Regions from separate parts of the Mus musculus genome. Here all the other regions are linked to region 6. A link is a loop called in an ENCODE intact Hi-C map of the cell type or tissue named here. Cell type or tissue: heart. All regions are shown on one strand. Region 1 holds the start of 4930526H09Rik (RIKEN cDNA 4930526H09 gene). Region 2 overlaps 4930526H09Rik (RIKEN cDNA 4930526H09 gene). Region 3 has its middle 77 kb from the start of Gpbp1. Region 4 has its middle 9.6 kb from the start of Gm32990. Region 5 has its middle 37 kb from the start of Gm38397. Region 6 has its middle 64 kb from the start of 4930526H09Rik. Region 7 has its middle 69 kb from the start of Gm33172.

Region 1 (4,000 bases), 65 kb before region 6:
GGACTGTGGGAAATGGACCTCACTGCCATTCCTGTTTGGGATTCTTTTATCTGAATAAAGATGGCTCACCTTAAATGGCCCTGCTGATTACTGATTTGCTACATCAACATGCCTTTTCCCTGAATCAGCACAAATCAGAAAGGCCATCACACCTGGCTGTTACAGTGGCTACTGTGGCCAATCTCTTGTTGCGACAGCCTATCTCAACATTTTCTCTTCCAAGCTATAGTCAACTCTTTTATGTGGATTATTCTTAAGACATTCTCTAACAAATATGTGCTACTCTATTTCCTTTTCAGAATCTACTTTCTGTGGACATCTCCTACTATATAACCTCCATATTAGCTAATGTCTCCTGAGGAAGATTAAAAAAAAAGATTAAAAAAATTATATTAGCCCAAATTATGGATGGATTACGGATGACTTAGCTACATTTGGAGTTTGAAAAACATACAGTAAATGATATTTATAATTCAAAAGGAAATAAGCTTTTGAAGTGAACTCTGTTTTCAAAAAACCTAAATATTAGGAAACTGAGATGACCTGATTTAGAAATATATCAACTCTTGTCAAGTATTTTGTGTATGTGTATTTATGTATGCATATGTGTATATAGGTGTGTGTATGTATATATGTATGGGTATATATTTGTGTATGTGTATATTTATGTGTTGTGTATCTATATGTATGTGCATGTATGTGTGTATATGTACGTAAATGTATGTGTATATTGTTCTATGTGTAGGTGTGTTTATGTATATGTGTGTATGTATGTGTATGTGCATGGATGTATATGCATGTTTATATATGGGTGTGTTTGTTTATGTGATGAAGACAGTACACCCCTCAGCTACAGACTAATACTGGCTGTGGTCTGCTGGGGTTGGGGAAATCACTGTCTTCACTAAAGTGTCCACTAGTAAGTTATTTGTGTTCCAGTGCTCACTGGTTAAATGCAGACAGCCATGAACCAAAGCCAATCATTACCAAAGCCTTAAGTCACACAAGCAGAATGGGGACTAGGAGTTTAGGAGGAGTGCCTGTGGGGGTGGAGAGAAGGTAGGAGCTGTAGATGACAGTTAGCATCTGTTCCTATTAAGAGTGAACCTTCCACAGTCCTTTATTCCACCAGAGGTCTGTTAGCAGTAAGTTAATTTTAGGAATAGTAGTGAGAACCACTTCTTTAGACACGAAGTTCTATTCTCAATCAAATTTCATACCACATAGCCAGACTTATCAAACGTGATGGGTTTTACTAAGAATGTCACAAATCGCACAGACTTGTTCTCTGATCCGTTGGCATCATTCCATAGCCCATGCATCTCTCTGCCCCTTTATTTCCCTGGAGTAGGTGAAATCTTCCCATCTCATGTTCTTCCAGGGTTCTAGAAGCTATTTGAGGATGGAGAGTTAACAGCTGACGCTCTGACACCTTGGCCATAGCTGTCTATGATGACTCTGTGTCTTACATAGTCTTCATTGCATTCAAGACGAGCCATGCAACAGTTGTAGGAAACAAACCATCATTTTCATATTTTTGCATTCCTGAGGATTAAGTGTAAGACATTGCACATTCTAAGCAAGCAAGCACTTTGCCCACAGAACTTCACCTTTAGCCCTGAATTGCGGGAGAAAAAGGCTAAAGAGGAAGATAAGAGCCAGACAAAAAAACTTGACTTCCGTGATAAAATTCTTGGGCTTGATACACAGTGACAAGGAATTATTTTTTGGCTTAAACAGGAGCCAAATCTGTTTGTTTTAGACCATCATTCTGTCTAAAGTATGAAAGAAGAAACGGAAGGAGACTATCACTGTTGTGTCAGGAACGTCTGTGAGGACATGTGTACATGTATGTCTGTACCATAAGTAACAGTACAAGAAGGAGAAGGAGAAGGTAGAGGCTCAGCTGGAGCAGCGGTCCTTTGTATCTGAAAAGAGAACTCGCTTCTCTGCTCTGTGCTGAAAAGAGCCTCTGGGTTAGCAGGTTTCTGGTTAGCTTTGCCCAGAAATATTTACTGTCAGCAGCCTGAAAAACAGAAAACTTCAGGATGTTTCTCTCTCTAAGGCCTCAGATGACACTTACAGCAGCAGTTGTATTTCCTCTTTGGCTTCAGCTGCCTCTGTGCACGCATGCTCCAGTCCTGGCTGCAGTCCAGGGATCCCACCCTTGGCTGTGGAAACACTACTTCCTCTCTTTGTCCACACAGCCCAGCGCTGATTATAGCTTCCTGCTACAGCTAACGTGAGTGGCCTTGTCTTCTGTTTGGCATCTCACCTTTTCCATCATCCAAACCAGCAATGCTCTGAGGACCAATCTTTCTCTCACCCAAGATAGATTTCAAAGGTGTTCTTTATCAGATGGACCCCAACTGATACAAGAAGGGGCACATTTCAGAAACACGTAGGAATCAGAACTTTGGGAACTTTTTGAATATATCCTTTCTGACCTAACTTCAAGTTGGCCTCCTGTGTTGCTAACAGATGTATGCTGTATTGATTCCTCAGTCTTGTGGCTATACCTTCACTACAGCCATCCATGGTAAGCTAGTAACCTTAGAAATAAGAGATCAAAAGCAACAGGATGCTTGTATAAGAGGCAGACGAGGCTCTGCAGGGCTGACATGCCATAGAAGCCAATCATGTTCTGGATCTCCCAGGACTCAGACTTCCAGAACAAGAAACCTGTCACAAAGGCCAGATCCAAATGGCTCAGCTATCAGGACTTGACTAGGATCATCATGCGTGGTAACCTAACAGAAGGACGTTTTAAAACACTTCCTTTGGTCTTGCAGAATCCCGACAAAGGAAGGCCAGTTTTGAGTGTCAGTAAGAAGATAAATGTGAAGCGCATAGCTGCCTGCGCCACAGAAACCAGCACAGCGCGAGGACAGAATGGAGCATACGCAGTGAGCCTCACCACTTCAGAGACTTAAACAAACTGGAGGCATGCTCTGTAAGGTGATGGAGGTGTGGTGATGTGGCTGGAGCTCCAAAGCAGAGAGCTTACAGGAGAGCGGTCACCTCTCTCTGGAGAGCAGAAGCATTGTGGCCTTTGAGCTACTCGTGGGTGTTATCATGAGCTTCCTCTATCACTGTATCATTCATAAGCTTGCTTTCCAAATTGTTTCAGATTTACAAAAATGCCGCCAAGGTGGTATAGACTCCAGTGATTCTCAACTTGTGGATAGCAACCTCTTTGGAGGGTCATATGTCAGATATCCAGATAGATACTTACATCGTGATTCAAAACAGTAGCAAAATTAGTTATGGAGTAGCAATGAACTAATTTTGTCATGGGATTCACCACAGGGGGAGTTGAATTAAAGGGTCTGCAGCTTTAAGAAGGTTAGGAATCACTGGTATAGAGGATGTCTTTATTTCCCTCTATTCTGTCTGTGGTTAATATTTTACTGTCATATATTCGTCACAGTTTTTTTAAGTCAGTACATTACTGTTAAATAAACTCTTCACTTAATGTGAAAGTCACTAGTACCACCCCTCCCTTCCCCAGGATACCACTGAAGGGTTAAAAGTCTCAGGTAGACTGAGAAAATCCAGACTGGAAACTTGACTGGTAATAACACCTGGCTTCTATTAAGATAGATAACACACTAACCTCCTTTGGTGTTTTCCGCTGGGACCCTGCAGGGGAACTGACCTCAGATAGAAGCTTCTATCCCCAAAGTCATTCCTCTTTCCTATAAAATCCCCTAGCCCACTGTGCTAATGTAAGTAGCTTCCATTCACTCAGAGAGACCTCTCCCCTTCAGCTGTTCAGATTAAAGGGCAATTCTGCTTCTATATACAGAATATATATTTATATATGGTCTGTCTCCTCTTTCTTTTAACTCTGTGCTGCCTCTATCAATCTGGATCTAACTACCATCACCTTAACAGTTAGAAACATTTTAACTTTATTTTCAATCTATACTAATTGTTAAGGAGAAAAGGAACACCCTGAGAACTTTCCACAATCATGACTATTGTTCCAAACTCTAGG
Region 2 (4,000 bases), 74 kb before region 6:
GAATGTAGAACCCTCCCCCTGCACAAAATGTGTGTTTTCCACAGGATCTGTTCCACTTCCCTTTGTGGCTGCTTAGCAGATAACTAAGACTAGCTTCCAGCATAATTAAGCCAAAGATATACTAGAATCTCAAAGAAAGGAAGAACGATACTACACCGCAAAGGAGCTGCAACTCTTGGCCACTGTGCACCAGGAGGATGTAAGAATTGTACGTGAGATTGCATGTTGAGGATGTGTGATGAAGGAAACTAAGTATAACATGGATTTTGATATGAGAATTTATAATACTGAGAACACTTACTCAATATAAAGGATCTAGAATACTGGCAAAGACCACAGGAGATCATGCAACCTCAATTTATCTGCACATGACCATCATCACCCTTGTTCAGAAAGAGATGTGATCCAAAGCCAGACACCATTTACAGACTCATCAGGAGCTACAGGTTTTCTTAGCAGTCTAAAGAAAGAAAAGGAGGAAGATCAGGGATGTCATGTCAAGGAATATAGATAAATGTATGAGTAGGTTCAAATCATAAAAATGAGTCGATCACACGATGATCTCACCACATAGCATCCATTGTAGAAAGGGTATTAAACACAACTATTGCCCACTAGTTATTGTTTTCACAAGGCAATACTAATCATCAGGTACCACAAAGCCATTATTATATAATAAGGCAAGGAAGATTAAGTCTGGTACCAGGTAGCCCACTTTCTGGGTGTTCCTCTGCTCATTTACCATCACAGATAGAAAAAATGAAGCAATTCTGACTTGATAAGTGCATGATAATCAGATCCCAAGATTATTCAAGACTGGGGCTGTGGGTTATACCATAAGGAAGTAGTTGGAGATCGGAGAAGATAGGTAAACATGAGGGAAATCTAGAATTGACAACGAAGGGAGACCGTGAGTATATGTGATAACTTTTGAGAGAGGAATCCACAGCTTCACTGACTCCTGATTTCCAGTCTACCTGAAGAAAAGAAGTTCAGAAGAGTGTTCAAGAGTTACTTCAAATATGAAATGGACAAATCCAAATGGAGCAGGGATCATCTGTGGTAAACCAAGTAATGCTATGTTTGGTCTGCTTCTCAGGGTAAAGGTTCTTCCTGCTCCTTAAGTGCTATCAGAGCTCATCAGCTGCTAGTCCCTTCTCAGAGTGCTTAAACTGTAAAGAGCCCTATGGCCAATGTTATATGCCTGGTATTGATGCCCACAGCCAATGACTGTCTGTCTCAGGCCAGTGAAGGTCAAACCCTCGTGGATAGCTCTGAGGGTCCACTTCAATCCTAGACATCTCTTTAAAACTAGCCAGCAAAGATTCCGTACTTGTGTCTCCATCAACTCCTTCTGCCTGATCATTTTCTTTGTCTTCCCTTCCAGAGGTGTTTACTGTCTCCAAGAAGACCATGCAATAAGCAGTCTATATCCTCAACTTTATTAAAGAAGAAAGTCGCTTTGGAGTCTGGTTGTGTATATTGTGCAGAACAATCATCTCTCCTCATGAAGAGGGATAACCCTGCCGCGTACAACCTGTGAATTTCTGCTCAGCTCAGATTTTACTAGAGGCTTTAACTTGGCCTGGAAAAGAGAGAGGGGAGGTGACCCTGAGGCAAGTTCAGAGTTAGGGTTACCATTTAGTATGCCAAACACACAGATATGCCCCCCCCCTTGCTGCTGACAGTTCTCAGAGGCAGTGTTTGACACCAGGAGGCCCCCAAAAGACAAACTGTAAGATTACAGATGAAGCAGCAGAAGAAAGGGTACAGCCAACAACTTCTTAATAAAGATTGCAAGGAGCCAAGTTTTTATTCCAAATAACCATAACCTTGGCAGACGAAGAGAATTCTGAGGACAGAAGAAAAGCTCCAAGTGTTTATATAATTTCAACAGGGGAAGACCTTACAGAACCTAGGAAGGGTGGGACCACCAGGGCCTGGCTACCACACTGTGATGATTACCCCCTAACATGTTGGAAATTCACCTTTAAACCTTGTTTGAGTCAAAAAGTACAATAGGCAATTCATTCATTTCCTCCCACGGGACCCAGCGCATGTGGCCATCTCCTGAGGAAGGCAATCATCGCCTCAGGGTGGTCTGCCCGAGCATCCGTCCAAGCCTTGATTTAGAGGAAGCTGGATCCTTGTGAGTGTCTCAGAAGTATAAGCACAAGATTGGAAAGCAAGATTGGGAAGTGTCTGTGTGCTGTACTTCTCAGTTTGACACACACGCAGCTTCAAATCCCACAAGATACTTTTCCTAGATTATTTCATGTTCATTAATTATCTTCATCCCAGCTTCTAGGTAGAAGAATTTCTATTAACTTGTTTTTTTTCCTTTGTTTTCTTTTTTTTGAAGCTCTTCTCTTCAAATTGCATTCTTTTTGTATGCTATAATGTGGGGCAATATTCATACTGTAAAAAGGCATAGCCTATACTCACTGTGTATCGTTAGAAGCGAGAGTAGATTTGAAAACAGATTAAAGTGATAGGTCACAAACTGAAAAGGAAGTCCAGGCTGCCTTCTCTGGAGCAGTGGCCTCACTTCTGTATGTCTGCACTCCAAACCTATGCTGTTCTTCAGTGATGTACTCAATATTACCTCAGACTGAACCACCACCCGCCAAGCCCTTAAGGCTGGAGTGTTTCTTTTATAATTCTATTATAACACTTATCATGGGCAGTCTGTGAGTAACTGTGTTCTTGCATCTTGAAGACAAGAATCATGTCTTCTATATCTTGGACTTAAAGTAGAGGAAGAAAGGGGACTATTTTTTAAGTTAAGACAAGCTAGTTTTCAGAATTTATGTTTACTAGTTGTAAGTAACTAGCCTTTTGGTTGTTTTTCTATGTATGCTTTCTAAGTAAGAGTGATGTGAAAGATGAAGGTAGTGATGTTTATGAAGCTTTTCAGACATCCTCATAGAGCATCTTCTAATAGCTTTTTCATTATTAGCCTAAATAACCTTAAAACATCAAAACAACAACAACTAAGTATCCCTTAAAGATTATTCCCACCCACAGTCGAAAAATCAAAGGTATGAGGTTGTTGCTATCGTGGCCATAAATCAAATGGTAATGAACTGCACAACGTGTTAGGGAAATGTAAAGCAGCTAACCAAGGTGATTAGCAGAGAAGTCTTGCAAACTGTGTGGGTGAGATGCTCGCTAATAAGGGATGAGGGATGGCAGGGAAGCAGTATTCGGTACACAGAAGCAGTCCGGTTGTGAAATCTCACAACCACGGACCTAAAAAAAATGCCCACGGTGAGCCAAGAGCAATTCCAAGGAAGCCGAGCTGTAGGTGAAAACATCCAGGTTGGGAAAAGGAAAAGAGGAAAAGAAAGCCCTGAGTGAGGAGGGAGAGGTGGGGAGAGGACTGGGTGATAAGTCAGAGAGAGGTCAAGGGAAGGAGAGATACCCTTCGAAAACAAAGGCCGCTGTTGTGCCCTGGTCTACTAGCTGCTGAGTTCACTTCAACATGTGCTCGGAAAATCTCCCTTCACACTCATCAACCACGCCCAGCCCTTGCCAAGTTCCCGTAAAGGACATGGAGATGTCATGTACAGGTCACTGAAAAGAATATGGAAATATATTAAATGCTCTTGGTTATTTTTCTAAAAATATGAGGCGTGCTAATTGGACTCAGTGGAGTATTAAAAAACAAAAAAAACAAAAAAAACAAAAAAAACACCAGAGTCCATAAAGTTGGAATGGAGAGGCAGGAGGGAGTTGAAGTGGGTAGGGAGGGGATGGGCAATAACATAATACACTGTATATTTTTAAGGTTAATACTTATATGGTCAACTGGTAAAGATGAGGAATAAGTACGTAACAAAAGCCAGAGTCTGACCCAAGACACTTTTGCATGAGAAACACTACATAAAAATCTTCGTGACTGACGTTTTCCAGAGATCTCGCGTCCATCTCTTGTCTGTGTGGTCACCTAACACTATGGAGTTGTTCTTTGCCACTTCCTCTCTCTGCAGTTCCCGTT
Region 3 (4,000 bases), 440 kb after region 6:
CACCTGGATTAACGTGGCCTTTCATCCCTTCCAGTCTCCTGGAAGTTAATGGTTTTTGGACTGTCATTGCACTAGGCAGATTGAATCACAAACGTCAGTTAAAGACACAAGTTTCGTTGCTGTTTACTAACACAGGATCTTAGTATATAGCTCAGCCTGGCCTTGATCTCACTATCTTCCTTCCTCATCCTCCCAAATGGAACATGCATGCACGATCATGCCTGGTGCATGTTATAATAGACTCTTATGAAAATGTAACATACACATATGAGTGAACATTGTGAACAATAAATATGCTGTACAGTTAAAAAGAAAGCTAGGGTGCTTTCATTTTGTTTTTCTTCACCAAAAATACTGCAAATATTTGAGAAGACAGACATGTTTGTCATCATGTAAACGTCACATAAAATGTACATTTATCAAGACATCATGTGGTACTGATAAATATGTAAAGATGTGTATACCAATTTTAAAATAATACTTCTAAAAATCTAATACTTACCTGACAACTTCTTAGCACATAAATGTCCTTTCTGGGTATAGAATTTCAGTTATGTGCTATGCGTGCATTCTTGAGATCTCATGTGCAATAAAAAGGATGGCCACAACACATAGCCCTGTATTATTCAGTTTAAAAGGAAATTTTTACAAACGTTCTTTCTGCCTCTCCCTCAGATACCACCCACTAAACTGGGTTGCTTGAGTCCCACAAGCAAGGAGGAAACTCGAAAGACCACATGATAAAGCCAGGCTGTAAGTCACTATCTGGGTTACTCTAATATAGTTTAAGAAGAAAGTAACGCTATGCCTGAGAGAAGTCTTCAGTGCTCCGGTGATTTCCCAACCAGATCAGGCATCTGGAGACTAGTGTTTTATGTATAGAACCTTGACCCCAGAGCTTTTGAAAAAGTAGCATCAAGATATATATAAAAGAGAGGCGAGTGCGAGGCGATGTTTCCTGCCATGATGATAATAGATTAAACCATTATCTGAAATGCAAGCCATTTTTTTTTAAGTAAGAATTGTTGTGGCCATGGTTTCCTCTTCCGAGCTATTGAAACCCAAACAAGGACAGGGTATACTTGGACTTGGACGAAGAACCATCAATGAGAAGAGGATGCTAGGTAGGGGACACCAAGGAAAGGGGCGCATGCTGCACACATGCCCCAAGGTCCTAGCGCTCAACCTTCTTCTGTGCTCTCTCATCAAACAACACACAGCCTGCCCCGTGAATTAGCTAACAGCAAAGTTATAGAAGGGATGAGGATGGAGAGCGTAAGACAACCTTGTCTGCCATCATGCCACTGTGGACTGCTGCCCGCCCTGCACTTATGATCACTCTTGGTAACCAGTAGTCAGTGTCTGCTGATAGATATATATACCAATGATCAATACACCACCTCTGTGGAACAGAGGTAGGACTCCTGAATTCCTATTTGAAAGTTTTGTGTGTGTGTGCATGTGTGTATATATATATATGTGTATATATATATATATATATATATATATATGTATATGTATATATATGTATATATATATTAAAGAATTATTACATTTGTTAAAGGACTTGTCATATATGGCAGGATTTATTTTTAAAACTGCCTTACAGAGGTGGACATTCATTGAAGTGGGGCGGCTAAGGATCTAGTGGGAAAGAAAGGTGTCATTCACCAAGACTCTTTGGTACCTTTTTTTTCCCCCAGAGAGTGGGATGGAGTGGAGTGGGGGGACATAGTTTCTCTGTGTAGCCCTGGCTGTACTAGAACTTGATCCATAGACCAGGCTGGCCTCAAACTTGACATCCACCTGTCTTTGCCTCCTGAGTGCTGGGATTAAAGGCATTCACCGCCACCACCAGGCCCTTCGGTACATTTTTAAATGTGTGTTTTGTTGTCAAATTACTTTTAAAAAATACATGTTTTTCCCCAAGGCAAAGTAAAGTCAGTGTCTAAAATGTCTGATTCTGGACCCTGGAATTGGAGAGAATGTGGAGGAGGGAAGCTATCTACTGAATCATTTAGTAGTTTGGTGGCCTTGTTTTTGTATGTAAAAAGCATTTCTTTCATAACTCTTGGGATTCTTGCAACAAGATACCTGTACAATTCTATGCATATATTAGCCTCACTTCCGTCAGAAAAATTAAAGCCATGATACTTTCTGGATACAAAGTTTAAACATTATCATGTGTGCTGTGCGAGTAGACATCAACAGCTCTTTGGCCCCCTCTGCTGGTCACTGAGATATATACCTGTGAAAATGATCTTCGAATATATTTGACATTTGTTGTCATGTCAGAAAAGGAATTATTTCCATTTCTGTGAGTCCAAAGAGCCTTTCTCCTTGGCCGATAATTTCACAAAGATCAAAGATATGTGTTTCTAAATGCTTCATCTGTATACAGAATACCAAGTAGAAATTTGCTAATCCCAGCACTCGGGAGGCAGAGGCAGGCAGATTTCTGAGTTCGAGGCCAGCCTGGTCTACAGAGTGAGTTCCAGGACAGTCAGGGCTACACAGAGAAACCCTGTCTCGAAGGAAAAAAAAGAAAGAAATTTGCTTCTGACTTTTGCTTGCTTTTCAGGTAGATTCGAGGAGCTACAGACAGAAACACTGGAGATTCATGAGTAGTCACAGTCTAAAGTTACTGATCGCTGGGCAGTGGTGGCACACGTCTTTAATCCCAGCACTGGGAGGCAAAGGCAAGCAGATCTCTGAGTTCAAGGCCAGCCTGGTCTATAAGGTAAGTTCCAGGACAGCCAAGGTTACACAGAGAAACCCTTATCTTGAAAAGCCAAAATAAACAAGCAAAAGAACAACAAAAAACCCAACAGTCTAAACCTTCCCCAACTCCTGTTCAGGAGAGGATTGTTCTGGAAGAGAGCCAGTACTAGCGAGAATCTACAAACATTAGGTACTAGATACTATTCTTGTGTATCTGGTGGGCATAGATAATTCCAGGGTACCCTATGGATTGTCACTATTTTGGATTACAAATGCAATATACAATTGCCTTTAAAGCTATACAACACTTTATTGTTTGTAAATTTTTAAAATCTCCTCCAGTCAGGTAGAGCACATGCATGTATCCAAGAACCTGTGAGGAAGCCGGAAGATTGTGAGTTCGAAGAGAACCTGGCTACACTGACTAACTCTGTGGTAAAATTCTGACGTGCAAGCAGTTCACATTCTACCGCTCATAGCAAGCCGAGCGTGACAGCACAAATGTGTAAGCCTGTTTCTTAGTTAGGGTTCTATTACTGTGAAGAGATACTACGACCAAGGCAACTCTTATAAAAAGAAAGCATTTCATTGGAGCTGACTTACAGTTTCAGAGGTTCAGTCTATTATCATCATGGCAGGAAGTATGGCAGCATGCAGGCAGACTTGGTGCTGGAGGAGCTAAGCGTTCTACATCATGATCCAAAGACAGCCCAGGAAGAAACTGTCTTCTACAACCAATCAAGAAGAGGCTCTCTTCCACACTGAGTGGAGCTGAGCATAGGAAGAGATCTCAAAGCTCCCCCTGAGAGCAACACATGTCCTCAAACAAGGCCATGCCTCCTAATAGTGCCACTCTCCGTGGGCCAAGCATTCAAATACATGAGTCTATCACCACCAAACCTATCCAAACCACCACAACTGAGTACCAGTGAGTGGAGACTGGAAGATGCCTGTGTTTGCTGGCCAGTTAGTCCAGCCAATCACTGAGTTCCAGATTCAGTATAAAGAGTCCCTGTGTGGTGGTTTCAGACCCTATCAGGTAACATGAAAAGCACCACACACACTACATACATAGGCTCATATATTTGAATGTTTGATCTCTAATTTGTAGAAATGTTTTGAGAAGAGTTAGGAGGTATGGGCTTATTGGAGGGGTTTTGTCACTGGGGACAGGAGGGAGGTGAGCTTTGAAGTTTCGAAAGCCCACGCCAGGCTCATTCTGTCTTTCCTCCAACTTGCAGATAAGATCTACTGCCCAAGCACCATGCCTGCCTGCCTG
Region 4 (4,000 bases), 410 kb before region 6:
GGGTACATATTTTGCCAAACCAGGCTGTCCTGCCTGGGGCAATTCCAAAGTAGAGGTGGGTGCTGAGCCAAAGCGATCTCTTTTCATGTGCACAGACCTATGCACCTCATACCACCACCCCAAACCTGGAATCACCATCACCAGCATCATTACTGTGCCCGGAGATATATTAGGAGTGGCTACAGCAGCAACAGGACCATCAGGGAAGAAGCAGAATTTGTTAGATGTAGTGATTAGGGTTTGGAGCTTTTTGCTGTTGTTGTTTTCGTTGTTTTGTTTTGATTTTTTTTTTTTTTTTTGCTTGTGGATGTATCTCCTGCTATTTTTTTCCATCAAAGGAATATTCTGTGACTAGCCCTATGTTCGAGGGCAGGGTTGCTAAATACCCAACAGTAAATGAACATTCATTTGAGCAGCAAGTCCTTCCCCATGCATGTGCTGTGTTGAAAGCTGACCATACAGCTGCTGTGAGTTCTCAGCGTTCTGAGCCAAAGTTCAGATCCTGGGGGCTTGGACAGATGTTCAGGAGGAAAGCAACTGTCCATTCTCTTTTGAATGCTAGCCTACAAGGATGCTTGAGATGGGAGGGGGGAGGGAGGGAGGGAGGGAGGGAGGAAGGGAGGGAGGGAGGGAGGGAGGGAGGAAGGGAGGGAGGGGAGAGAGGACTCAAAATCTTAGTGGCAGATCTGGGCAAAGAAAAGAGGCAGGTCCTTCTTTCCCATTATTATACTGGTTAAGAATCAACCGTGAGCAGAATAGGGGAGAAGTACTAGTAAAAAGGGGACAGGCAGGTCATGAGATCTTAATAGCTCTTGTTAGTACACTTACTGACAATGACGTAACGCAAAATGTCTGGATTATAATTCTAGTCAGGAGCACTGGGCACAGCATCACGGTGTCTGACTCCTTGCGCACGTGCAGAGAGCAAGGTTACTCCGAAAAGAGATGTAATTTTCCCAACCGGGGTAACTCATTTATTTTGATAGCTGCGGGCACACAAAAGAGAGCAGGCGTAGTTGTTAGTTGCAGGTGTTCTTTGGAGTGTGCAGATTGGCAGGGTCTGCGTGGTGGAAAACGTATAGACTTCCTCTCCAAATAGAACCTGGGAAATCATCCAACACGTCCCACTTTCCTGAGAGGAAGCAAGATGTGGGGACGGGAAAGCTGTGTCAATAAGGCAGCGCGGCAAAGGCTTTTGTGATTGTTTTCGTATCATAAATATTCTGCTGCCCAGCTTATGAGCGTGTGATTCCAAACAATGGTAATTTGCTGACATTCTTCAACAAAACTGTGAAGGACTCGGGCTTGCGGTCCCTTCTCGCGGAATCCTCTGTACAATAACACAGAGAGGAAATTTCACGACTTGGGCCACCCTTATGAAACCACAAACGCTAATTAAGACGAGGAAGACTGAATTTCCACCCTGTAATAGGCCCAGAAAGATGACCACGTGAGCTTCGCAGGAGGAGTTTCCTGCTTTGGTGCATAGCTTCATTTCTAGGATAATTTTGAGCTTCGTTCCAGAAGTAATTTATCCGACAGTTCAGGGTCTGTTTCCCCAAATACCTCTGTGAGGCTTCCAACAGACATTAAACTAACTCACCTTCATGGATCCAGTGTTACAGTAGCACAGTTTCTCATGTATGACATTTATCCATTCAGACTTAATCACACAACTTGCCAATTCAACTCAGTCAGCCCCTCCTCTTCTTCCTCTGGCTGCAATGGCCCCAGACATCCTCTAGGTCATCTTTCCTCAGCAGCAGCTGCTGCTTCTAGGTGACAGCAAAGCAGAGCAAAGAGAGGCATCGCACCTCTTGAAGTTCCAGATACTGGGTTCTGTAGCCTAATCTGGAAGACAGTTCAGGGTTAGACACATCTCTGAGGACAGTAATCCTTATGTCTGAGTTACCTTGACAAAACTCCGAAATCAAAGCTGGGTCTATGGCAAGTTTGTTTCATTATAAGGGCAACAATGTATCATTTGTCATCTGAAGGGAAGCTTTGCGTCTTAACAGCTACTGAATAGGCATGGAGAGAGCTGTCACTGTTAGACAAAACTATTTTCTTGTTTTGAAATGGGGGTCTTGCTATGGTGCTCAGGCTAACATTGGTCACCTGGCACATGCCATCCATCTTGTCTACCTCCCAAGCACCAAGGACTATAAGTGTGTGCCACTGTGTTTGGTTCTACTCATGCAATAGAGACAGGAGAAGACAACTGGTGTCATGTTCTGGACCAGGCTCTTCCCTTGAGTAGGATAACCTTATAGGGTGGCTTGACACTCAGGTTTCTCCAGGCATACAGCTTCTTATCTTTACTGATCACTCTAGGTCCAGATATAGTTCAAAATGAAGGAAAGAGACAAAGATTATAACAAGGGCCAAGAAAAGCAATTGATGTACTAGAGTTTGCACGTCAATCCACAAATCTTTACATGATCCATGGCCTTATATTCTAGGCATAATTCTGGTTTACTAACTCTTTTTGACATGTAAAGATTTCATTGATGTTCTAGAAATCAAATCTAGGGCTTTGTATAGGGTCAACAAGTATACCACAGCCGAGAAATATCCTGCATATATGTCATATGTTGTTCAGTATTTCATCTACTGCTCAGATTTTCTGTTTGCCAACAATGTATGTAACTATCTTTATTTTTATATGCAAGAAGTTCTATGAGACACTGGGCATACATGACATTCTGGTCTCCAGAAAAGTCATCCTCTGAGACTCAAGGAAAATAAACACAGAAGCAAAACCAGTGCCGTTGATAAATGATGGAGCAGAGGGGAAAGCAGTTGCTGAGACAACAGGCCCAAGCTCTGGGGGAAAAAATGCTAGCAATGACATATAAGCAATGACATATAAGATGAAAGAAGGAAGCTGGGCAAAAGTAAACCTGGATTATTTGCTATTTTAACAGCCGAAAGACAGAAAAGAAACTGTGTGCGTGACAAAGTAAAGAGTTATAAGAAAAAACATTACCTATATGGGATACTATATATGATGCACAAACCAAAGAATTGGAATTCTATTTTCGAAAAGGGAACATATAACTCATACACTCTTTTAAACATCTTTTCTTTTGACCCTATATCCCCTAGCACCGATACACATACATACATGCATATGTCTGCATACCCATGCATGTGTGTGTATACACACATATACGTACATCTAAGTATGCATATTGTGCTAGTCAGTTTTCTCTTACTTTAACAAAATCCTGACATAAATCAACTTTTAACCAAGACAAGTTTATTTCTCTCACAGTTTCAATTCAAGTTTGGGTCTGAGGATAGTGAGACCACATCAGATTGGAGAACATGGTGGAGCAAGCGTTTCACTTCATGATGTCTGTGAAGCAAAGAGCAAGGAGGAAGGGAATGGGTTAGGTGTCCAACATCCCCTTAAGTGCCTTGCCCGCATTGGCTTAAGGCCTGCCATTTGCCTGCACCACCTAAAGGCAACACCACCTCCGCTGTGGATCAAGCCTCCACACGGGCCTGTAGGTTACACTGAGTCAAACCATAGCACGCATAGATGTAGACCTTCTCCACAGGAGCTCTGTTCCTCAGCCCCGTGTTAGCCCAAAACAGCAGGCACTTATGTAAGAGGAACTCAGGCAGTACAAACTTCTTAAGGACACTCGGAACTTCTCCGTCTGTTTTGGTTTTGCTTCTGCAGTTTCCTCCCTGGCAAGCTTCGCTCTCCGTGTAAGAGAACGCCTGCTTCGGCTCCTTTTAAACATGACTCAGTGGGTGAAAGTACTTGTGCGAGCTTAGAGGCTGGAGTGTAGATCCCGAAACGCAAATTAATGTCAAATAAATTAGTGAGGATGGGTAATCGCATCATGCTTACATTGAGAAAAGAAGACAAGAAAATCCCAGGAACCTCCAGGGCTGGCAAGCCTGGTGCACGCGGAGGCATACAGCCTGGAGACATGGCTGGAATGTACCTGTGTAAACAGACACACCTTCACATAATACACACAAA
Region 5 (4,000 bases), 100 kb before region 6:
ATGATGTAAAGAAGGCTAGTGGGAACACAGGAAACACGCATACAGCTGTTCTGCTGTAGAATCAAGGCCACCTCTCTCCCACACGGGGAGTACTCTGTGTACTTGAACGAGCAAACCTTTCCAATTCCAGTTAAAAGGGAGCAGGCCACTGAGCTGAAGCTAGGCACTCCTACAGCTTGGTCAAGAAACACACATTTTTGATCTTCTTGATCATCCCACACCGAGCATTGGACATATTCTACTTCCTTGTTCTCAACTATTTGTGGGATTCCTCCACCTGTAGTAGTTGACCAATGATCCAGCATGGTCTTGGTGTCAGGTTGCTGTAGAGAAAATACCCATCATGCTTTGCTTTGTAGGCTAGCCTCAGGTTCAGGAGGTGATCTTCCTGTCAGGGCATAATGACTTCCTTCTAGCCTCCCTGCAGATACCTGGGAACTTCCTACTCATCCTCCACAGGCAATACAAGTGTCATTATCTCAGTAGCCTTTTCCATACTTTATGTCAGGCACAGATATGACAACTCCATCCCTGAGTTCATATTGTATTGTGAATATTTCTATCATGTGATAATTCTAAGACACTGTTTTTTTTTTTAAGATTTGTTTTTATTATTTTTAACTGTGCATACATATACGTGCATGTGTGGTGTTACATGTGCCCACAGAGGCCATGGGCACTGGATATTTCTGGAGCTGGAGCTACGAACAGTTATAAAATGTCTCCATAGTTACTGGGAACTGAAATCAAATCCTCTGCAAGAATGATACAGGTTCTTATTACTCACTGAGCCATCTCTGCAGCACCACTCGAATGAATTCTTTTAATTGCTTAGTTTTTAGGTATTTACTTACATCCAACCCTTTAAGGGTTGTTTCAAATCTATTTTTCATACAAGGTGTGTGTGCTATAGACATCCTGATGGTTGTTTGTTCTTAGGGATCTCGTGTTAGGAACTCTGAACCAAGCCTCTGTGCCTTGCCATTTATGTTTTTCCTTTGATAATTACATTGACTGGCACATTGATGCACTTGATAATACCTGGATAAATGAATGGGAAAAAAAAACAAAAGAAAAGACAGTCTACCTACACACATGACGCCATTTTCCCTAAGAAACACATGCAAGCGACCCATAATCGTTTCAGAAAAAACATAAATATTAGAGAGTCTGAAGAAATATCTATAAATTCCTGACTCATGGTAAATCCCCAAACAGGCTTCACAGACCCGTTGGCCTCATCCTGTCTGGACTCTGCTGTAGGAGAGACCATGAAACGTGGGCAGAATTAGTTACACCCAAACTCTGAAACCCAAGCCGTGGTAATTTTTCACAGGGCCACAGGTTAAGTGAGGGAAGATTATTTCCACTTTCAGACCTCTGTATCCCTTACAGACTATTCAAAGGCAAAGGGAGATGAATGTACTCTGACTTTGGGAAAAATGGTGAAACTTTATCTCTTAGTTTCTCCCCCCAGATGTCTTCCATCTGTTATATTGGCAATGCACAGCTATATGTCTCACACTGGTGGTGGTGGTACTGAGTACTAAGAAGAAGACTACCCGAGGGGATACAGGGCCACCTGGGACAGGGTAGGACCAGAGAACTCTTGCTTAACATGTAGTAATGACCAGGAGCTTCTGGCCTGTGAACAAACACACTCTTTCTTCTTCCTGCCTGTTCAGAGGTTCTCTGTGAATCTCAGCAGGGCACACCTAAGGAAAAGAATCTTCCTGCTTCTTTCTTCTCTGTGTGACACTGTTTTAAGTCTCGGAAATTATCCTTCATGATATACCTGCTTGAGTAAGTTTCAGCACATTTAAATGAGAGAGGCGAGGAGGGGGAGGGGAGGGGGAGGGGAGGGGGGGGGAGAAGAGGGGGAGGGGAGGGGTACAGGGAGGGGAAGAGGGGGAGGGGAGGGGTACAGGGAGGGGAACAGGGGAGGGGGAGGGGAAGAGAGGGGGAGGGGAGGGGAGGGGGAGGGGTAGAGGGAGAGTTGTTTTCCTTTGATGGTAAACTCTACCATCTCCTAGGGGGAAGTTGGCAAACTTTTATCTACTGCGGATAGAGCCTAGAACTGCCCAGGAACTAGCTCTGGAGTGCGAACTGCTCACAACCTTCCTGTTAGCAGACAGAGGTCTCTAGTGGAAAAACAGAGCAATCACAGGTTTTATTGGGTATAGCCACTGGGGAGGCCCTGACATTGCACATGGCCTTAAAGAGCTAATAACCTGGCTGCTTGCAAATATAGAAGTCTGTACATTTGCTCAAATTCTGTTAGCCACATGTCTGTGGGAATTTGGGAATGTGCAGAGCTAACTGGGGTTGGGAAGAAACCTTTGAAAAACTACTGTGTTGCATTCAGGTCTTGCTTTTTCCTCCTCTGATCTGCTCAGACCTGTTTCTGGTTGGAAAGGTTAGAGTTTCAAGGAGATCTGAGTCCATTAATAATGTATGGCAGTCCTCTGTAATCGGTAGTTCTGTGTGGCTAAGGAAATTACCATGAGTTCCTTGAGAGCAAGCTGGAGGTTTGTAAATAGCTCCGTGATATCAGAACAAGCGTCCGAATCTTTCCTTGTGTAGACCATGGCCGTGTGTGCAGACTTTCCTTCCAGACACTGTGGATCTTGATGTCTTTTTTTGCTTTCCTTTTTCTTTTCTTATCTTAGGAAACTACAAATAATGTAAGCCTGTCTAGAACATAGAAACCCATTCTGGGGTTTCATATGGTTGTAGGACCAACATTTTGATTTCAGTGAGGAGTGGGCTTAATACATAGTCAATGACAGCCTTTAAACCCAGGCTGGCTGTTTGGGAAGTAAGTGTGTTCTGATGAGTAATTTAAGAATCTTTCTGTTTTCTGTCCTTGAGGACAGAGAGTGATTTTCTGAAGTGCAGACACATTGGAAGCAGTTGCCCCTACACGGTGCTGGGAAAGTTACAGTTGGGGAGCTTAGCTGATTTGAAAAGTGAGAAAGCTGGCCTTACTAGTTCCCATTGCATTCACTAAATTCTAAACTTGCTCCTGGTTGATGTCCCCCAAACCAGAGCTATGTCAGGTTTTTGATAGAACAGAGAATTCATGTGGACACCCTTACTGGTAATACTTACATACAGCAATGATAATTACAACCCATCATGTTTCAAGACCTCACTTAGAAAAGCAAACAGTCCTCTAAAATAAGTAAAATGTGAATGAAATGAATAGATTTTCACAAACAGCAGCAACAGTGATCACCATGCAGTTTTAGGCTTGGGAAAGTGGTGGTACTCCTAGGGTCTCCCCCCTCAGTCTCTGTAATAGGTAATACTACATGTAATATGCTGGTGTCCCCTGTGGTAACGTGTAATACACAAGGTTGTCAATGGAAGTCTTTTGACCCCAGTGTCTGAGGTGTCTGGTTCCGCACAAGTCTTAGCAAACATTCAGAATTATATTTATAATTAATACATGAGTATAATCCAGTGGTGTACTTTCAAAAACAATTCTATTCATTTTAATAAGTAATCTTCAGAGGAACTTTGTTGAACTTTTCATACTAGGTTTGAGATTAATCCTGCATTGGCAGACTGTAAAGCTAGAAATCAAAGAGAATAAGTCGAATATTTAACATTTAGTGGGATGAGAAGGTAATTGAAAAACAAAAGTTCCAAGATCAACCCCCAACCTATTTTAAAACTTGAATTCTACCTCTTCCTCAACAACTCTCTGCTATACCTATTTTACACATAAGGAAAGGTTAAGACATTTTAAGAAGCAACAATGGGCTTCTAATCCATGTAGCTAAGACATCAAACAGGTGGCCTAGATCTGATGGGATATATTCTTACAAAGAAGAAGAGTTCAGAACATAAGAATGAAGTAAGTTTGGGTGGAATGAAGAGGCTACAGATGAACTACAATTGAAAGCAAAAAGAAATATGGGGCATGATGTATAGCAGCCTACTGTTTGGCATTCTGGATTCAGTTTAGGAGTTGCCCCACCCTGGAGCTATGCCA
Region 6 (4,000 bases):
TAACAATACCTATCTTGCAGGCTACGAACAGGCCGTTCTGGAGATTGCTATCAACCCCTTCTATGTATATATCTCCCTTTTGTCCATCTGGGAAATAAAACATGAAACAATATGTCTGCTGCAGATACTCTTTTCCTAGACCTGATATTAGTGATAACCGTTGCGAACAATTAAAAAAATGTTTTAAAAATTCTTTTAAAAAGAAGAAACATGTTTGCTCTTCCTTAAATGATCTTAGGGTAGGCATCAGCTTTAAAATGAATCTGGAAGTAGTTTACCTTTGGTCCTTTTATGCATACACACACACATGCACACACATGCATACCTACACACACAGGTTTACCTAGAGCCATACAAGAGGCAACAAAGAAAAAAAATCCCAAGAAGGCTCTCCATTTACACAAATGTAAAAGTCAAGGGACAACCTTGTTGAGCCAAAATATTGCACAGTTTTCTGTCATTCTCTCTTGGGTTGCATCTGTGTTAAAAAGATTCTCCCCAAAAGTGGCAAGGGGCACCCTTTCCTGAATTCCCAGCTCTTGTCAGGAATAACAAATTTCTAAAGAACTAAATTAAAAAGAAAGTTCAAAAAGGAAATCTCTCTTCTAGTCTTTCTTATTGCACAGTACAAATGGCTAAGGACTCCAAGGGAGACCACCATAAACTCTGTAGAACAAAGTGTAGTATTTCACTGTGAATTAGCCTGTTAAAAAAAATGTTACAAAGCAGAGCTCATTGTTTTAGGATTTACTGTTCCACACATCCTAAAGATATGATAAGAAACTATGAAGTCAGCACTGTAGCTATTGAGACAGCGAGAGCAGACAAGCTCCATCCAGAAACAAATAGATTTCCTACAGACCTGTGATCTTGCTTATCTAAGAGGAAGGTTTTGTTTGCTTGTCAATCAAGCAGAGCAGATCTTCTGGGCGCGCGGCCACACCTTGGACTGGGGAAGCTCAGGAAGGAAGGAATGTGGGAAGGAAGAGGGGAGAGGCCATTTCCTGATGGGTCAGCTGCTGGCAAGTGTCTGGACCCTGGGAAAGCTGTGGTGTAAGCCTTCCTCTCCTTGGAGAGCAAGCAGAGCAGCAGGAACAATGGTGTGAAACTCTGCCGGTAACTCCCAGGTCACGCCTGGAGCAGCATGGTCCACCGGCAGCAGGTTATGCCTCAACATGTCCTGGACTCTCGGCAGCCTGCTGTTTAAACCTCCCTGTGCAATCCCTCTGCCAACATGAAGCATATTCTCAAGGCAATTTCTCTCCAAGGGAGACAAAGAGCATCTAGCACTGGGTTAACTGAAAAGCCATGGCATGGGAGAAAAGGCCTTCTAAGACTCTCAGACTGCCAATCCCAGAGATCTTGACTGACAGTTCTTATGTTTTAACATCCCAAGTGATCTTTTTATGTTCAGTTTCTGATTAATCTGCAGAGCATCCTCCTGTGTTAGGCTACTCAGGATCTGTAGAATGAGTTAAAAGACACCATTCCCTGCTCCAGGCTTGGTCTCCCCACGCTCTGAAAGGGCTGTGCCAAGGAAACTTACTTCTACTGTTAATGTCTCAGCTAAAAGGTGCTTAATCATTGTAAGAATTTCTTAGCTGGGCGTGGTGGGTACATGCATATAATTCCAACATGTGGGAGGTGGGGGCGGGGCCATCAGGAATTTGAGGTTATCCTGAACAACATAGTGAGTTCATGTCCAACCTAGAATACAAAGTACAAAATCTGAAGAAAAACGAAACAAAACTACAAAAATGAAAACAAGGACCAGCTGGGTTGGTGCAGAGGAAAGCCAAGATAAACCAAGAAAAAAAAAAATAAAACACATCAATTTAAAAATACCTTATTCAATATTCAAGACAAGATTTCCTACTGTTCCTAGTCTAAGAGACTAGTTTAGGGTAATCTCTTTCCCTCCCTTCCTCTTTCACACAGTGTAAGCAGGGCATTTGGCTCCTCCCTAGCACAGTGCAAGCCTCCATGTTCTTTAAATCTGGTACATTCCTGCCCTCTAGAGGACAGAGTTCCAATCACTGCTAGGATCAAACAGTTGCTTTGTGGAGACTGAATTGTCAAATTCATAGCCGTGAAGTACTCTTGGCTCACACAGGCACAACAGCTTTCAAAAAAATAATCTTTCTTCAGGTGATTCCCAGGCATCAAATTTACCTAAAGGTCATTTTTCTTATAAACAGGAGTAGTTCGTTGTTGGTGAAAATGTAATACCATATGGATTTATTTCTCTGTTTTTCCTACACGTGCTTAAATTGGCCAAAACAGTGGCAATGAGCTTAAGCCAATGTCTTTGGAGCTTCTCCCTAATCCTCACCCCTCAGTTCTCAACACAGGAGTCCAAGAGCGCCAGGAAGATCATCCAAAGAAGTCATTCTTCAATCCCTTTAAGCCGATGGGGCTTTGCACTTCCCGGGCAGGATTGAAGCAGCCAGACACATGCTGTCGCCTTCTCCTCCACTAGGAGAACTTCCTAGCAGAGCCAAGAGGGCCAAGTGACGTTCTCCAAGTGACGTTCTCCAGGCCACAGAGTTGGATTGAGGCATATGGTGCAATGGAACCCAAACTGCTGATAATGTTTTTAAGCCTGTGGCATCAGTTTTCTATTCAAAGACCAAGCCAGAGGTTTGCGTTATTTTATTTTTAGTTACATAGACACCAGGCTATTTATCACCAGGGACAGAAGTGAATCTAGCACTGCCCCCTGTGTGGTGGTTTGAATGAAAAGGGCCTCCATAGGTGCAGAGGGAGTGGTACTATTAGGAGGCATGGCCTTGTTGAGGAGGTGTGCCACACTGGAGGTAGCTTCGAAGTTTCAAATGCTCAAGCCAAACCCAGTGTCTCTTTCTCTTCCTGGTGCTTTCAGATCCAGATGTAGAACTCTCAGCTACTTCCCCAGCACCACACCTGCCCAGATGCTGCCATGCTTCCTGCCATGATGAAAATGGACTTAACCTAGAAACTGTAAGGCAGCCCCAATTAAATGTTTTCCTTTATAAGAGTTGGGTAGTCATAGAGTCTCGTCACAGCAATTGTCACTCTCCAACATGTGTCTATTTCAGACTAGGTCATGGCACCATTGGATATGGTGATCTTCCTGGTTACAGTCATCTATATTCTGGAACCTTGGAAAGTGTTTGTGATGCTGGCTGTCCTTTTATAACAACTTTCTGGCCTTTGTTCTCTTCCGTTTATGAATAAGAAACTAAGGAATATCACTAGACCAGGCCATAGAGCATACAACTGTAAGATCTCTTCTGCTCTAAAATGTGTCATTTCTGTTTCATCACGAAGTTTCTAACAAAGAAAAGAGCACTAGATCGATGCATAAATTACTTCATCTATTTGCTTTTAAAATAAGATGGGAACTGACATGCCTTAGGCTTCATACTTCACCGGCAGAGCTAGGGCTAATAGGGATTCTTAATTTCAAGCCAGTCACTGTACAAAGTCTATTATAGCTCCTTTCTCATCCTCCTCCCCTGACACACACACCAGCTGCAGAGGTCCACCGTGAAATCACCATACACATCAGAAAGATGTTGTCTTTGACAGTTCCTTCCTTGCTCTCTCCACTTAATCATCTTCAATGCTGCATCTTTCTAGGGTGTGCAGATGGCTACCAACTCCAGTCCCCCAAACCTGCCTCACAGTTATGTCTGACTTAGTGGGCCCTTATCTATATCCAGGTTGGAATGAAACTTTGATTTCCCAGGGCACAAGACAAAGTATGTCAATAATGAGGAGAGCAGCTGGACCTAAGACTCAATATTTGAAGGACTATGGGAAAGATTTGAAAACCAGAGTCTGTCTAGAATTGGAAATTTTCTACTTTTCTAAAAACCCACTCAAATGACTGTTGGGGGAAGCCCGGATGATTTCTCAGCAAGTTGGTTTCTGCTTCTAACGTCATGTTCAAGTTCTCGTCTGATTATGACTTACTAGAAGGTGACTTTAAAATGGCATATGGGTTAAATTGTACTTC
Region 7 (4,000 bases), 220 kb before region 6:
TCCCTTTCACCTAAGCAGCATATTTTACTACTTCAAATATATAATGTAATGGCACCTATATATGCAAAAAAAGTTGTACAGACAGACATACCCCAGGAGAAAGGCAGGATATTTGTGCCCATCACTTATCTCTGATGGGCAGGATTGCCCAGGATTGAGGAGCAAAGCAGCCAGGTCAATACCCCGTTCTGAGAAGCAGCCTTCTATGATGTACAAGGAGCACCTGGGTCCCAAGAGACAGAAAGCATGGGACTGTTGGCCAGTGCTGGGGTGGAACACTGAAGAGAAAAGATCATAGACCCAGAATCTCTGGGTGCCTGCCCCAAGGCTGCAGTTTCATGTTGTGCAGACACACAAGGTGAGCCATGGCTTAAAAATGTTTTATTAACTTTTGCTTCAAGGGGGGTCACATTTACAGAGATTTATTCCTATGAATTGTTATACTTCCTCTATTTATTATGAGCTCTTGTTGCACCTAATTTAAAAAAAAATCATCTTCATCAAAGATGCAAATAAAAAGGAAAAAAAAGGCAAAGAGCAACAACAAAATCCTCAACCCACTGTATACATAAGATTTGGTACTGTCTCTTACGGTCACCTTGAAGAAACATCGTTGATAACTTCTAAAGATACAAGGTTTCATTTGGCTCACACTTTGGGAAGCTCCAGTCCAAGGTCAAGTGAATTAAATGCTCTGGGTCTCTGGTGACCATGCCAAGCAGCCGTAGCAGGAAAATACGGGCTAGGGTCCTGTGATTCCTTCTCAACCTGTCAAGACCCTTTTGCAAATCAAATGACTTTTTTTTTTTTTTAAACAGGGGTCACCTAAGAGCACCAGGAAGCACAGATATTTAGGGAATAATTCATAACTGCAACAAAACTACACTTATGAAGTAGCAACAAAATTAACTTATGGTTGGGGGTCATCATAACATGAGGAACTGTTTTAAAGGGTTGCAGCAGTAGAAAGGCTGAGAGAACCACTGCTGTAGAAAATGCCCATAAAGACCCAAGTACCACTCATAGAACCTAACTTCCTAAAGTCCTTCTCATCTCCAAACAACATCTCCTTAAAAACAAAGTCTTTGATACCTGGGTCTCTGGGTGGACATTCAACATTGAAACTACAGCAATATTAATATCTCAGTCATGCCCTGGGGTTATTGAAATAAAACCCCTGAGGAAAAAGAGGTCTACTAAATTAATTAATGTATTGAGATCTTCAGGTCATACATTCTAGGCTTTATAACTAGGTAGAAATGAAGATAAGGACAAGGGTAGAGAGTATCATAGGGAATTGGAATTATTCTATGTCAATGTAAGTTGTCAAGAATTTTCATAGTGAAACAGTATGCTTAATAGCCATTAAGGATTAAACCTACAGACCAACTTGATCTGGGCAACCCCCTCAATGAGACTCTTGCCAAGTGATTCTGGAGTTTGTTGAGTTTACAATGAAAACTATCCACAGCAAACACCATTCAAAGTTTATATAAAATCCATCCCTATCCTTTCTCACACTTGGGCTTTGACCTGTACACTTCATGTGTTTAAACCATAAGTAAAACTCATGTTTCAAAGTGCAGTGTTTCCACTTCATAGTAGGGGGAATACTGGGGTATTCTAACTAACTTTCCAACATCTTTTAGGGAGGAAACAGTGTATACCCATCTACCCTTCCTACCTTCCTATCTTTTTCTTTGTGTGTGTATGCACATGTGAAACATTTCAACAATGAGGATGTCTTCAGAAGTCTAAGATTTTCATCAAGCAAAGCCCTGTCTACACTTCTTTCAGCAGTAAATATCAAGGACATTCATACACATGTCAAAAGTATGTTTTAATCCTTTTTGACCACTTATGATGACATGTGAGACTTCACTTCCCAAGATAGGATCTACTTATGTTCTTATCTTTAATTCTATAATAGTTATGAAGCATAATTGTAATGAAATGGAGAGATTATCAGAGCTATTAATAGAAAATATTTGAGTAAGCAACTCCATTGTATATACAAATACACATATAATATTTAACTTGTCAAGGTATATAGTACAATGTTGAAATTCATCATTAGTGCCATCATTTTTATTCAGCCTGGTGGTGTATACATTTAGTTTCAATATTCAGGAGTAAAAGCAAGCAGATTTTTGGGAGTTCAACGTCACTCGCGTCTACATAGCAAGCTCCAGGCTACATAGGGCTATATGGTGAGACATCTTATAAAACAAATAACTTATACTGTAAATATATTTTAACTATTTTACTGTTTCTTCTATTTCTGTAGTGTTGATTAGCTGCTCTGAGATTTCACTCCTTCGTAACTCTTTGTCAGCTCTAACATTTTCATTCTCTCTCCTGTGTTAGACTTGCATGGTGTTTTCTCACTGGTCCGTTTTTAATGATTAATTCACTCACAGCCAGGTAGTGTTACATTTAACACATGGAACTGGGATTCAGTTACCTGTACTGTATCCAACAGACCGAAACAAAGGGATCCCTCTGTGCTGGCAGCCTTGCAATGCAGCTAGAATCTCCTGCCTCCCTCCCATGTGTAGTGTCTGAGACAGGCCAAGTTCACACCCCGCAGCCTATTCAGATGCATTGGACCCTGAGTTTAGAAGGCACTAACTTGCAGCATTCTGCCCTCCTGGCACAGTCCTGAAATTTCTAACAATTTTATCTTTGAAACTGTATTATGCCTATTTCTATTGGTAGGAGATTCACCTTGAGAAAAAGTGATAAATGATGTTTGGGGATTTTGAAAAGAAGCAAAACAATCATCTCAAAATCTTGGGCTGAGGCATAAGCTGTGGAATAGAAGAGAGGAGCAAGGTAAAGTGGCTTAACACTGTTGAGACCTTCAGAAAGCTTTTGTTGTTGTTGCTCTGGTTGTGGAGGTTTTGTCTTGTTTTGTTTTTCTCTTTCTTATAAAGGAACTCATGTATCCCAGGCTGGCCCCATTTTGCTATTTAGCCCAGGATAGCTTTGAACTTCCGATCTTATATCTCATCCCTACAAATACTTGGACTATAGAGGTGTTGTACTACCATATTTAGCATTTGATTGATATGTTTGTCATTATTTTTTTTTTATTTTTGTGCACTTTTCTATAGAACCATCTTCATCCATGCAATATAAAATGGGGAATAACTGAATAATTAAATCTAAGCAGAGTTAAAAGTTTTCTAGGAAAGTATAATACTGATCGTAAGGGCCCAGCAGAGTCTATAGGATGTAAGTTACATGAGAAAGAAAATGATTTGATCTCAGAACTGGAGCTAATGATGGGTCAAGTGGATTCAATGGTTGGATGAACTGTTTCCTTGGTTGGGCTAAAAAGAAGAAAAGTTGGAGATCTGTATGTAGGTATCACATGTGAGCAATCAACAGTGCTATTGCTAGTAAAATATGGACTGAAACAAGCCTAGGGTGCTGTGGAGGAATGGAGAGGTTCGCCCCACGTGAAACATGGTTTAGACTCAGTGTCAAGGGGAACTGGAGAATGTATAGTTGCGAAATCCATCCCCCAAGTAATAACAACAAAATTGAGAGGAGGAGATGACAGTGACCAGGAGAGGCAGTGAGCATTTGTGCCTGATTCTGAGCAGTTTCAAGGTGCCTCTGGCTGGTGGTGTACTGCATAACTGTCATTTTAACAGGACAGGCACAGAGGGAACAAAATCTCCTTCATGCCAAAATCTCCTTCATGCTAAAACAGATCAGGGATCTGGTGGAGTTGGGAAGTGAAGGATGCGTGTTCTCTTATCAAATAGTAAGAAGTAAATGGACGGGAGGAAATAGAACGGCTTTTTGTAATTTCAAAGTTCTTTGTTTCATTAATGCATTTCAATTCACTTAAAATATAGAGTCTGTCACAGTCAGGAAACTGGAAACAGTAGGTTGGATTCTTTCAGCCTCACTTTGTGTCCATATTATTTTCTACTGAATCACATCTGGTAAATTTGGGAGGATACAGGAATACATCAAGATCCTACTA

Evidence for each region. Peaks named below come from ENCODE experiments on the same cell type or tissue, not always from the same donor. Only the 100,000 strongest peaks of a DNase experiment are listed, where the experiment ranks them.
Region 1: a loop joins it to region 6, with 4 times the contacts of the local background. A loop is called at or near these places in 5 of 42 quality-filtered maps.
Region 2: a loop joins it to region 6, with 2.9 times the contacts of the local background. A loop is called at or near these places in 6 of 42 quality-filtered maps.
Region 3: a loop joins it to region 6, with 11 times the contacts of the local background. A loop is called at or near these places in 23 of 42 quality-filtered maps.
Region 4: a loop joins it to region 6, with 5 times the contacts of the local background. A loop is called at or near these places in 7 of 42 quality-filtered maps.
Region 5: a loop joins it to region 6, with 4 times the contacts of the local background. A loop is called at or near these places in 5 of 42 quality-filtered maps.
Region 7: it touches region 6 in a loop (2.7-fold over the local background); 8 of 42 quality-filtered maps call a loop at or near these places.

The regions. Positions count from the first base shown.
Region 1 is chr13:110,901,286-110,905,285 of GRCm38, forward strand. It overlaps 4930526H09Rik (RIKEN cDNA 4930526H09 gene), which reads right to left and starts at 2,561. Exons shown (of 3, transcript NR_131194.1): 1 at 2,084-2,561. It overlaps Gm38397 (predicted gene, 38397), which reads left to right and starts at 2,214. Exons shown (of 5, transcript NR_131193.1): 1 at 2,214-2,242; 2 at 2,482-2,539; 3 at 2,793-2,958. In heart, no CTCF peak of the experiment used is centred here; a DNase peak (open chromatin) is centred at 2,146; H3K27ac peaks cover 2,274 bases.
Region 2 is chr13:110,892,033-110,896,032 of GRCm38, forward strand. All of the region lies in intron 2 of 4930526H09Rik (RIKEN cDNA 4930526H09 gene), which reads right to left. Among named protein-coding and RNA genes, the nearest start is that of Gm38397, 9.5 kb to the right of the region's middle. In heart, no CTCF peak of the experiment used is centred here; a DNase peak (open chromatin) is centred at 2,049; H3K27ac peaks cover 550 bases.
Region 3 is chr13:111,411,133-111,415,132 of GRCm38, forward strand. No RefSeq gene overlaps it. Among named protein-coding and RNA genes, the nearest start is that of Gpbp1, 77 kb to the right of the region's middle. In heart, a CTCF peak has its summit at 2,232 (motif pointing left); no DNase peak of the experiment used is centred here.
Region 4 is chr13:110,557,128-110,561,127 of GRCm38, forward strand. No RefSeq gene overlaps it. Among named protein-coding and RNA genes, the nearest start is that of Gm32990, 9.6 kb to the right of the region's middle. In heart, a CTCF peak has its summit at 1,756; DNase peaks (open chromatin) are centred at 1,054, 1,724 and 3,634; H3K27ac peaks cover 618 bases.
Region 5 is chr13:110,864,760-110,868,759 of GRCm38, forward strand. No RefSeq gene overlaps it. Among named protein-coding and RNA genes, the nearest start is that of Gm38397, 37 kb to the right of the region's middle. In heart, a CTCF peak has its summit at 2,155; no DNase peak of the experiment used is centred here.
Region 6 is chr13:110,966,300-110,970,299 of GRCm38, forward strand. No RefSeq gene overlaps it. Among named protein-coding and RNA genes, the nearest start is that of 4930526H09Rik, 64 kb to the left of the region's middle. In heart, CTCF peaks have their summits at 2,011 (motif pointing left) and 2,221; DNase peaks (open chromatin) are centred at 1,022, 1,982 and 2,462; H3K27ac peaks cover 1,584 bases.
Region 7 is chr13:110,750,444-110,754,443 of GRCm38, forward strand. No RefSeq gene overlaps it. Among named protein-coding and RNA genes, the nearest start is that of Gm33172, 69 kb to the left of the region's middle. In heart, no CTCF peak of the experiment used is centred here; no DNase peak of the experiment used is centred here.